Regions from separate parts of the Homo sapiens genome. Here region 2 is linked to region 1. The links are chromatin contacts, found by Hi-C or POLR2A ChIA-PET in ENCODE. All regions are on one chromosome and are shown on one strand. The core of a region is the stretch at or near the end of the contact, and the rest is flanking DNA. Distances in the headings are between cores, read along the strand shown. Region 1 overlaps LHPP (phospholysine phosphohistidine inorganic pyrophosphate phosphatase). Region 2 overlaps FAM53B (family with sequence similarity 53 member B).

The links. A loop is a pair of places that touch in the nucleus more often than their neighbours do. ChIA-PET counts read pairs that join two places held with the same protein, here RNA polymerase II (POLR2A). Pooled maps may share reads with other maps.
Region 2: a loop to region 1 is called in a map of K562, with 7 times the contacts of the local background. The contact joins two enhancer-like sites. A Hi-C loop is called at or near these places in 1 of 168 maps with a recorded cell type or tissue (K562) and 2 of 50 pooled maps. POLR2A ChIA-PET finds 5 or more read pairs at or near these places in 2 of 52 experiments (CD8-positive, alpha-beta T cell and activated CD4-positive, alpha-beta T cell).

The regions. Positions count from the first base shown.
Region 1 is chr10:124,585,942-124,590,794 of GRCh38, forward strand. All of the region lies in intron 6 of LHPP (phospholysine phosphohistidine inorganic pyrophosphate phosphatase), which reads left to right. Among named protein-coding and RNA genes, the nearest start is that of FAM53B-AS1, 120 kb to the right of the region's middle. Within about 2 kb of position 2,955, at least 15 of the 41 ENCODE cell types and tissues checked have a DNase peak (open chromatin) inside an H3K27ac peak, as active enhancers do.
Region 2 is chr10:124,716,299-124,721,402 of GRCh38, forward strand. The region is part of intron 1 of FAM53B (family with sequence similarity 53 member B); the gene reads right to left. Among named protein-coding and RNA genes, the nearest start is that of FAM53B-AS1, 15 kb to the left of the region's middle. Within about 2 kb of position 1,958, at least 33 of the 41 ENCODE cell types and tissues checked have a DNase peak (open chromatin) inside an H3K27ac peak, as active enhancers do.

The DNA of each region.
Region 1 (4,853 bases), core at 1,705-4,204:
ACCCAGCTAATTTTTATATTTTTAGTAGAGGCGGGGTTTTCCATGTTGGCCAGGCTGGTCTCAAACTCCTGAACTCAAGTGGTCTGCCTGCCTTGACCTCCCAAAGTGCTGGGATTACAGGCGTGAGCCACACTACACCCGGCCTAGATATGTTTCTAAAACAACATTGTGTAGGAAATTTTTCTTAGGCTGGTTCAAGGCTAACATGCTGAAGGTCCCAGGTAGTGAAGCAGGTGAACCCTGAAGGACCGTGCCCCTCCCACACCCACCCTAGCAGCTGTTCCACATTGTAGATGGATCCCTGCGTCCCTACATTGTCACCTTTCTGTCTAAATGAGAGGTGGGGAGAAGGAGGGGTGAAGACCAATGAGGTTAGTCACCTCAAGGGGTGGGGCCGGTGCAGAGAAAGATGGGAACTGTTCCCTAGTCCTCTTCCTTCTGGAGTTGGGAGGGGGAAATAGCCCTGCCCCAACATGTGATCCAGCATGGACTATGGTCAGTTACAAATATGAGTGAGCCAGGCCCCTGCCCTGAAGGACCTCCCAGATTTGTGGGGAAGACACAAACTCAGCACAGAATGGAAAGGGGCCTGGGGACACAGTGCTGTGCCGAGCTTGGAATTTGTTTCATGAAGGGACAGCCAGCAGTGTCTGTGCAGGTCCAGGGAGGCTCCACAGGGGAAGTGAGATTTGAGCTGAGGCTTGAAAGAAAGGTGGACCGAGAGGAGACGACTTTCCAGGGCAGGAAGTGGCCTGCACAGAGGCCCCGAGGCGAGAAGGACCACAACTCTCCTGTGGACCTCCTCTTTGTACGATCAGTTTTAATTACGCAAAAAAATTATGCAGTTAAAGCTTTGCTCATTTAAACAGACCTTCCCTGGATTAAGAGTAATTAGGTTTTATTGTCATTGTCTTGAAAATTGCCTTGCCATGGACCTGTGAACACAGAATTATTTATATATGTGTGCATAGAAATCATCTCATGGATTTTTTTTTAACTGAGATGAACTTGGGGGATTTTAAAGGTAACAAACAACCCCTTCTGGCTGGTGTGGGGGAAGCCCTAATTTGTAGTGCTTGCTACTTTTTTTTTTTTTTTTTTTTTTGAGACAGTGTTTTGCTCTCGTCACCCAGGCTAGAGTGCAACGGCACAATCTTCACTCATTGTAAAACCTCCGTCTCCCGGGTTCCAGCGATTCTCCTGCCTCAGCCTCCCGAGTAGCTGGGATTACAGGCACCTGCCACCACACCCGGCTAATTATTTTTGTATTTTCAGTAGAGATGGGGTTTGGCCATGTTGGCCAGGCTGGTCTCGAACTCCTGGCCTCAAGTGATCCGCCCGCCTCAGCCTCCCAAAGTGCTGGGATTGCAAGCATAAGCCACCGCGCCCGGCCTCCACTTTCTGTGGTGTAAATATTCCTACCATGGCTGATTTCCTCTGGGGAAGCCATGTCCCCTCCACTTCTACCTTCATGGTCTTTGCTTGTTTATTTTCAAATGTGGCCCAAATCCACCCTGAGGCAGGCGCAGTGGCTCACGTCTGTAATCCCAGCACTTTGGGAGGCCGAGACGGGCGGATCACCTGAGGTCGAGAGTTTGAGCCAGCCTGACTAACACGGGGAAACCCCGTCTCTACTAAAAACACAAAAATTAGCCAGGCATGGTGGCACACTCCTGTAATCCCAGCCACTCGGGAGGCTGAGGCAGGAGAATCGCTGGAACCTAGGAGGTGGAGATTGCAGTGAGCCAAGATCATGCCACTGCACTCCAGCCTGGGAGACACAGCCAGACTCCATCTAAAAAAAAAAAAAAAAAAAAAAAAAAACCAAAAAAACCCACCCTGAGTTTAAAAGAAAAAGGCTAAGAAATGCTTGCTGGGCTGTCTCAGGGGTGGCAGTGGAGCTCCCGTGCCTCCCACAGATGAGGACGTGGAGGCCCTGGCCGAGTGCTGAATGCAGGTTGGGGGACAGGGCTGCCGGCCTCTGTAAGGATGGGGACCCCAGACCCACCCGGTGGAGCTGGGGCTGAAGGCCGTGATAAACACAGCCTCACCCTGGCATTGCCCACCTCCACTGGCCACCAGCTTTGACGGACAGCCCCACTGCCACTGCCCCTCTCCAGGCAGGCCACATTCACAGGTGTTCTGTACAGAGAGCAGAAGTTTGAGAAAACGTGACCCACTGAACAGACACTTGCTGAGGCCCGGGGGCTTCATGTGTCAGGCCCAGAGGTGGCCACAGGCACAACACGCGTCCCTCAGCCTTGCCACCTCTGCTGCCCTCCAAGGTGCCCTGGGTCCAGCTGGCCAGAAGCACTGCTTTCTGGAGCAGCCACTTATGCTTTTACTTTTTTCTCTTCTTTTTTTTTTTAAGACTGAGTCTTGCTCTGTTGCCCAGGCTGGAGTGCAGTGGCACAATCTTGGCTCACTGCATTCTCCAGTTCAAGTGATTCTCCTGCCTCAGCCTCCTGAGTAGCTGAGATTACAGGCATCTGCCACCATGCCCGGCTAATTTTTGTATTTTTAGTAGAGATGGAATTTCGCCATGTTGACCAGACTAGTCTTGAACTCCTGACCCCAAGTGATCCGCCCGCCCAAAGTGCTGGGATTACAGGCGTGAGCCACAGTGCCCGGCCCAGCTTTTTCATTTTGAAATCAATACAAGTTTTTACAGATGTCTGCAAAAAATATCCATATTGATGGATCCTGGCTCCTCAGAATCTGAGGTTTTTACAAATGTCTGCAAAAAATATCCATATTGATGGATCCTGGCTCCTCAGAATCTGAGGTGACAGCAGCTTGCAGAGGACACTGCTCCCCCAACACTGCCTTCCAAGGGAGACATGCCCTACCCCAAGGCCTCCCTTGTCCCCTCCCTCCTCTGACAGTCAGGTCCAGGGGGTCCTGGAGAGGGCACTGGCCCACCCTCCACACATGTTGCACAGTGCCCTGGGAATGAGGAAGGAAGGGCAAAGGTTAGGGAAAACCAGACGTCAGTTTCTTGACCAGCCACAGCCGGTGCAGCGCGGTTATTTATAGCCCTGGTGGAGCGCCCATAAATCAAGGCTTTCCCCAGCAGCGCGGCTGTGAGGGCTCCGAGATGATCTCATGGTGCCCCTCCCTTGAACCATCCCAGAGAAAGGAGGCCTGTCACCTTCAAGGACCAATGCTTCTGCCGGGACTCAAGCAGAACCTGTTCCTGCTGCTGCAAGGTTTACAGGCAGCCTTGGGGACAGTCCGTGCAGAAATGTCAGGAGCCTTTTCCTGCATAAGGCATCTCAGAGCTTATAGCACCTCCTTGGCGGTGGCCGTGCTCGCAGCCTGATACATGGGACCTCTGTCTCACTTGCAGTGTGCACCGCAGGTCCTAATTCCTTATCTGTTCCAACCACAAAAGCTTCCACTGCTGGATGGAGCCCTGTTATCATTCAGGCTTCTGAGCCACCTGGAAGGCAAAGGCCTCTCTGTGAAAATGAAAACTTGGCTTTAAAAAGCTGGCATGGGCTCAGCCATGGAGTTGCTTAGATGTAGTTCACAATCTCGCAGACCCACGGCAGGATTCCACCCAGGAGAAGGTCCTGGAGGTGGCCATGGGGCTCAGCAGAATGAGCCGGGAGGAGCAGGACTGTTGACACGAGAGCAGGGGTCAGGCTCAGTGCACAGGTCCCAGTGTGCAGAGCTCACCCGGCCCCAGCTTTCATCACCCATCTGAGATCGGCCTCCTTCACTCCTGTTCTCTGGGACTTCCTTGTGTGTTAGAGACTCGAGCAAGACCCTTTCTTGTCTATCCCCGGACGGACCCGCCTTTCCCGCATCTCTGGGGGTGAGGTCGGCTCTCGTTCAGGCCTGCAGGGTCCCTGGTGCCGCAGCCCCTCTGGTTGGAAGGCCCCCTGCGTGCAGCCCCGTCCTCCAGCCCCGCTCGGCTCTGAATGAGTTCATTATGTCTCAGCGCGCCCTGGCCGCCAGGCTGGCAGTTCTTCGGGCTGGCGGGGCTCGGGAGCTGTCAGCCTGCCAAATCCAGTTGTTTGACTTCATGTTTCAAGGCCAAATCCTTTCAGGAAAGTTCTCTCCATCCCACCACTCCACCGCCCCCCGCCCTTAGAAAAATAAATGCGTGATTGACTGGCTTTGCAGGTTTTTTATCCATCGTTCTTTCCAAAGAATAGTGTGAACAGCTCATTCGATTCGTTCATGTGACGTCCTCCCTCTCCCAATCCCTGTCTCTCTCTCTCCTTCCACAGCCACATGAAATTGAAGTGGGAGAACATGGTGTGTGAGCATTATTGGGGGTGGGGTGCGGAGCAGGCACTGGCTTTGGTTGAGGTCTGCAAAGGAAAGCACCCCCACTGCCAGGCTGCTCAGGAGTGGCTCCCACCCTCGACTGCGGGGAAGTGCTGGAACCCTCCGCACGAGGGCAACCTTTCTTGGGCTCTGAAGGCGCCTCTCATCCTCTGAGCCAAGAAGACTTCTGACCCAGAATTCTGAGTTGAGTTCCGACGCAGGCGTGGGCGATGGTGAGCAACTCCAGGCTACCCCGAGAAAGCCGCTGTGTGACCCCATTAGGGGACTTGGCTCTCCTGCCAAGCCCCCACCCAGCACCTGTCCCTTGTGTCATGACTGGACTTGTTACTTCTAGCCCAGGAGCTCCAGGTGAAGGGGACTGTGTTGGTCCTGTCTGCCCAGGACTCTCCCCACCCGCACAGTGTACCTGTCCCACAGTGGCACCAACAAGGCTCAGCTGAGCCCTTGCCAGAGGAGACACGGTGGGCACCAGCCCCAGCGCTGCCACCTGCCTGCCTCCTCTGCCACCGAGGGAAGCCATGTCGCCTTCCTGAGCCTGCTTCTCTGTCCACAAA
Region 2 (5,104 bases), core at 708-3,207, 130 kb after region 1:
GGCCCCTGGCTGAACAAAGTGGCCCAGGCTCGCCTATGTGTCTCCTTAATGGAAGGGGGAAAAACAAAACAAGACAAAACAGTAAACTGAGCTGCTGAACCAAATCGGAACTCTGTTCTCCTGGACTTTTCAATGTTGTAGGGATTTTCTGCTTTTTAAAGCAAATAACATTTCAAGAGGAGGGGGAGGAATGACATTATTCAGGGACATAAAAGTGCTGGGATCCAAAAAGCCAAAACAAATCTCAACATGGGAATGAGACAGCCCATGTTGTTTCTTGAAACTGAAGCCAACTGCATGCATGACTTGTCAAGAGTCCATTTATCAATGAAAAATAACTGATGGACGAGCTTCCTATAGGCACTCCCATAATTCTCACGACCGCTCATGTCCTTTTAACCCACAAACACTATGAAAGAAGAGCTTGCTATAGACTGGAAGCTGCTTGACACACTCAAAAGGAAGGAGACGAGGGACAAGAGGCACGGAGAGAGGAGAACTCACACTTACCGAGTGGCCACAGAGCTAGATGCCGCCTTCTGCTCCAAACCGGGGGAAGGGAAAGAATGGGAAGAGAACCAGAGGACAATGAGGGGACCGCAGCGGGCCCCAAAGATAATCTACTATCATGTTAAGCCACTTAGCCTAAGACAACCATGACCTGTTCTTCAGTCGGACCTATTTATAAGTATACTGAATTTACTCAAACCATGACTAAAAACCAACAGAAGAGGGGTGGAAAAAAAAGATTTAAAAACAAAAATGGAAAGACCCAAACAAAAGGCTGTGTGGCCTAGGTGGATCAAGCAGGACTTAGGGGATGGGGGCTCTGGGCTTGACAGTGCCACTTACTGGCTCTGCCCAGTTTGCCAAGTTATTTCCCTCCTCGGAGCCTCAGTTCCCTCATGAGTCAAATAGGATGCTGGGCCAGATAAGCTCCGTTTCTGACTAGTGAGACTCTAACTGTAGTCACGTATCAGCTGTGTGGCTTCAGCCAGGTCTTTATGACTCTCTGGGCCTCAGTTTCCTCACGTGTCACAGGCAAATGGCAACTCTGGAGAGAGCATGAAAATCAATAGATTTGAAGGTACTGAATGAACTATAAGAAAGGACAGTAAGCTGATGATGCCTGTCCTGGAACAACTGCTATGCTGGCCTTTCCAGTCCTACTCAGACCTGACCTGCAGTTCAAGGTCCCAGGAAACTGGACAAAGGCAAAGGCCAAATCCTTACTTGCTGCCATCAAAGTGCCCTGGCTATGACCTCCCATAAAGCAGAGTCGGAGCAGGCCACAGGGACTCTTCCAATGGGTGGGACCGAGGTAGCGGGGAGGTGGTGTTGCAGAACCTGCCCCTCTCTTACATATCCATGGGGTGAGGATGGGGATGTATGCGTGATTGCATTTTCCAAGCTCAATCCTTATGCATACAGGGGCATCTTGGTGTCTTTCAGTGACGCTAACAACAACCTGATTTAGAGGAGTTTCTTGGAGAGCCAGGAAGTTAGCCAGTGACCAGTTTTGACATCTTCATCTTCTAGGACAACTCTCAGGACAAGAATCTCCTTTTCCTTTACAAAATGTTTATGAGCTCTCGGACTCTCCCTCTCCTGCAGGACAATCCACCCCCAGCCCAGGCTACAGACACAGCTTTCCTACCGGTGCAGCTCCAGTCACTCAGCAGGCAGGGAGAAGCATTCCTGTTGGTGTCTACAGCTCTCACAGAACCCCCAAAGACACTGCACAGAGGGAAGGTAATCTCTCAGCAGCTGGGCCTTGGAACACAGCTGCGAGGGCAGTGATCTCTTTATCTAGGAGGCCTGCAGGCTGGTAGCCCCAACACACCGGTCTAAGACTATATCACACTGGGACATGACAGGTGATGCAAGAAGGTCCCAACAAGCTCTGTAAGAACTGCTATAGGCACGAGAGGCACCAGGTTGCCCATGTGCCACCCACTCATCAGAGGTCACATCCTAACCTCAGCTCACACTTCAGGACTTCCCCCTTCCTGATCTGACTGAGTCATATCTACCAACCTACAGGGTCTGTTGTAGAAATTAATCAGACAGGCTCATCAATCACATGGTAAGCCTTCCGCCTTCTCCCTTCTACCCCCACATCGCGCTGCAAGCTCCACCACACATTCGAGAATGCCATCATCTGCCAAAACAAAACTGGAGGGACTCTAAGCTGCCAGGCGGGTCTGTCACATGACAAGTATACCCGAGCTCTGTGGCACCTCTCAGGTCAAACAGCCAAAGCTATCTACCTGACTCCTACTGCAGGGGAGGGTTCTGGAGGGCAGGATAAATTCTAGTAAGACTACTCCCACCACCAGCCACAGCACAATGGCGGGGGAGCCGCTGCATGTGTAACAACAGCCATCTGTCTATTCACAGATCAAAATAGCACCAGATTCTTGCCTCTTAAGGCAGAGAAAGAGATTTCTGCAAAGAAGGGCTTCACCGCCAGGCGCAGTGGCTCACGCCTATAATCCCTGCACTTGGGCAGGCTGACGCAGGTGAAATGCTTGAGCCCAAGAGTTCAAGACCAGCTGGGCAACATGGAGAAATCCCCATCTCTATAAAAAATTTAAAAAATAGCCAGGTATGGTGGCATACACCTGTGGTCCCAGCTACACAGGAGGCTGAGTAGGGAGCCAGGAAGGTCAAGGCTGCAGTGAGCTATGATAGCAACACTTCACTACAGCTTAAGTGACAGAGAAAGATCCTGTCTCACAAAAAAAATAAAAAAAAAGAAGAAGAAGAAAGAAGGAAGAAGACGAAGAAAGGCTTCATGAAGTCCTAATTCAAAGCTAAGTCCAGGCATTTGGCTTTAAATTACTTAGAACTGGCCACGGAATTAATCTAAGAAGTTTGGAGGAACAGCTGCTCAACGGGTCTTGAGCTCCTTCTTTATTTTTTGGCATGCCATGGGGGTGGGGGAACAGGAGAAGAAAGGGGCACCTCATTTGCAAACACTTGCCCCACTTCCTTCTAAGCACTCTGGATATGACAATCAGGCCTCCTGACTTAGGGCAAAGACCTGGGTGGAGGGGTGTTAAAGAGGAAATGACACAGCCAACCAGAGTCACCCGGCTTTAAAGCAAACACCTTGGGATGCCAAGGTGAACTCTTCTCGGCTTTTCGTTACAGATCTAAGCGAGAGTCAAAAGACTCTGGAAGAGTTAACCCAACTTCCAAAAATGAGTAATCATCTTCCTCGTTAGAAATGGCCCAGGCTCCAGAAACAAAGATTCATTCTATTGTTTGTCCGCAGCACACCCCAAAATGCTTGAAAGACTGCCAAGTACACCAGCTGCGGCTATAGCTGTCACTGTCCCCCTAGTGGAGCCATCTGAACCAGGCTTGGTTGTACTTCCCTTGCTCTCAGGAAGCTCATTCACTAAGTCAGCAGCAAAACTCTAAAGCCAGGCCTCTGAGCACTCCTCCATGCACCTCCCAAACCAAATGTGGACTGGCCTTCACCTCGCTGTGGAAAGGGGTTCTTCCCCAGTGTCATCTGGATGGAGTTCAAAAATGTGCAGGAGAAGGAAAAGTTACACATCAAAAAACCAACACGGCCGGGCACAGTGGCTCACGCCTGTAATCCCAGCACTTTGGGAGGCCAAGGCAGGCAGATCACCTGAGGTAAGGAGTTCGAGACCAGCCTGGCCAATATGGTGAAACCCTGTCTCTACTAAAAATACAAAAATTAGCAGGGTGTGGTGGCGGGCGCCTGTAATCCCAGCTACTTGGGAGGCTGAGGCAGGAGAATTGCTTGAACCTGGGAGGTGGAGGTTGCAGTGAGCCGAGATCGCGCCATTGCACTCCAGCCTGGGTGACAAAAGAGAGACTTCATCTAAAAAAAAAAAAAAAAACAAACAAACCACCAACACTGGCCACCTCGATCAGGAGCAGACCCAAGGGAGGTGGCATAGATATGTTCTCAGACTTAAAAATAATAATAATACCAGCCTAGGCAATATAGTGAGACCTCGTCTTGACAAAAAATAAATTAGCCAGGCATGGTGGCATGTGCCTGCAGCCCCAGATACTCAGGAGGCGGAAGCAAGAGAATCACTTAGGCAAGCCAAGGCTGCAGTCAGCCATGATCACACCACTGCCTCCAGCCTGGGCAATAAAGTGAGGTCCTAGCTTCGAAAATAATTTTTTTTTAAGTCATAAAATGTAAAAACAAAAAAAGAAACCCTATCCGACTGAATAACTGGATGGGATCAGAATTGATGAAATTTAACAAGTACTGGTCAGAGGTTGACATTGAAGCACCAAAACCCAGTTTCCAGTGTGCTGGATGAACAGTTAACAGCATGCCACCAGTCCTGACAAAAGCCTGCGTGGCAGGCAACTGTACTCATTCATTCAACAAACCCTTACTGAGTGACTACTTTGTGACTGCTGGGATGATGGTAGGGGCTGAAGACATGAACATACATAAGCCACAGTCCCCTCCCATGGAAGTGAAAACTATTAACAACTGATGGATGAGTGAAATAAAAACTAAATTAAAATGCACTAAAAGGCAGAGGGTATTATTAAAATATCTTGATAAAAATAGCATGATAAAATAACTGGGACCGCTAAAGTTCAGAAATCTGGGCCGGGTGCGGTGGCTCACACCTGTCATCCCAGCACTTTGGGAGGCCAAGACGGGCGGATGGCTTGAGCTCAGGAGTTCAAAACCAGCCTGGGAAACATGGCAAAATCCCATCTCTACCAAAAATACAAAAAAATTAGCTGGGCATGGTGGTGCATGCCTGTGGACCCAGCTACTCGGGAGGTTGGGGTGGGAAGATCGCTTGAGTCCGAGAAGCGGAGGTTGCAGTGAGTCTGGATCATGCCGCTGCAGTCCAGCCTGGGGGACAGAGTAAGAATCCATCTCAAAAAATAAAGTTCAGAAATCTGCATCACAACCTTCATGGGATGGGTGCAAAGTCACCCTGCAGTCTCTCCCTCCCACATCCTGGCAGGTCCCCTGCCTGGACAGACTCTTACTCGCTTCAATTATTAATAAATCAACAAACTACTGACTAGAACTGTGATGTTCACGAGGCCCAAGTCTAGCAAGTGCCGGAGGTGGCAT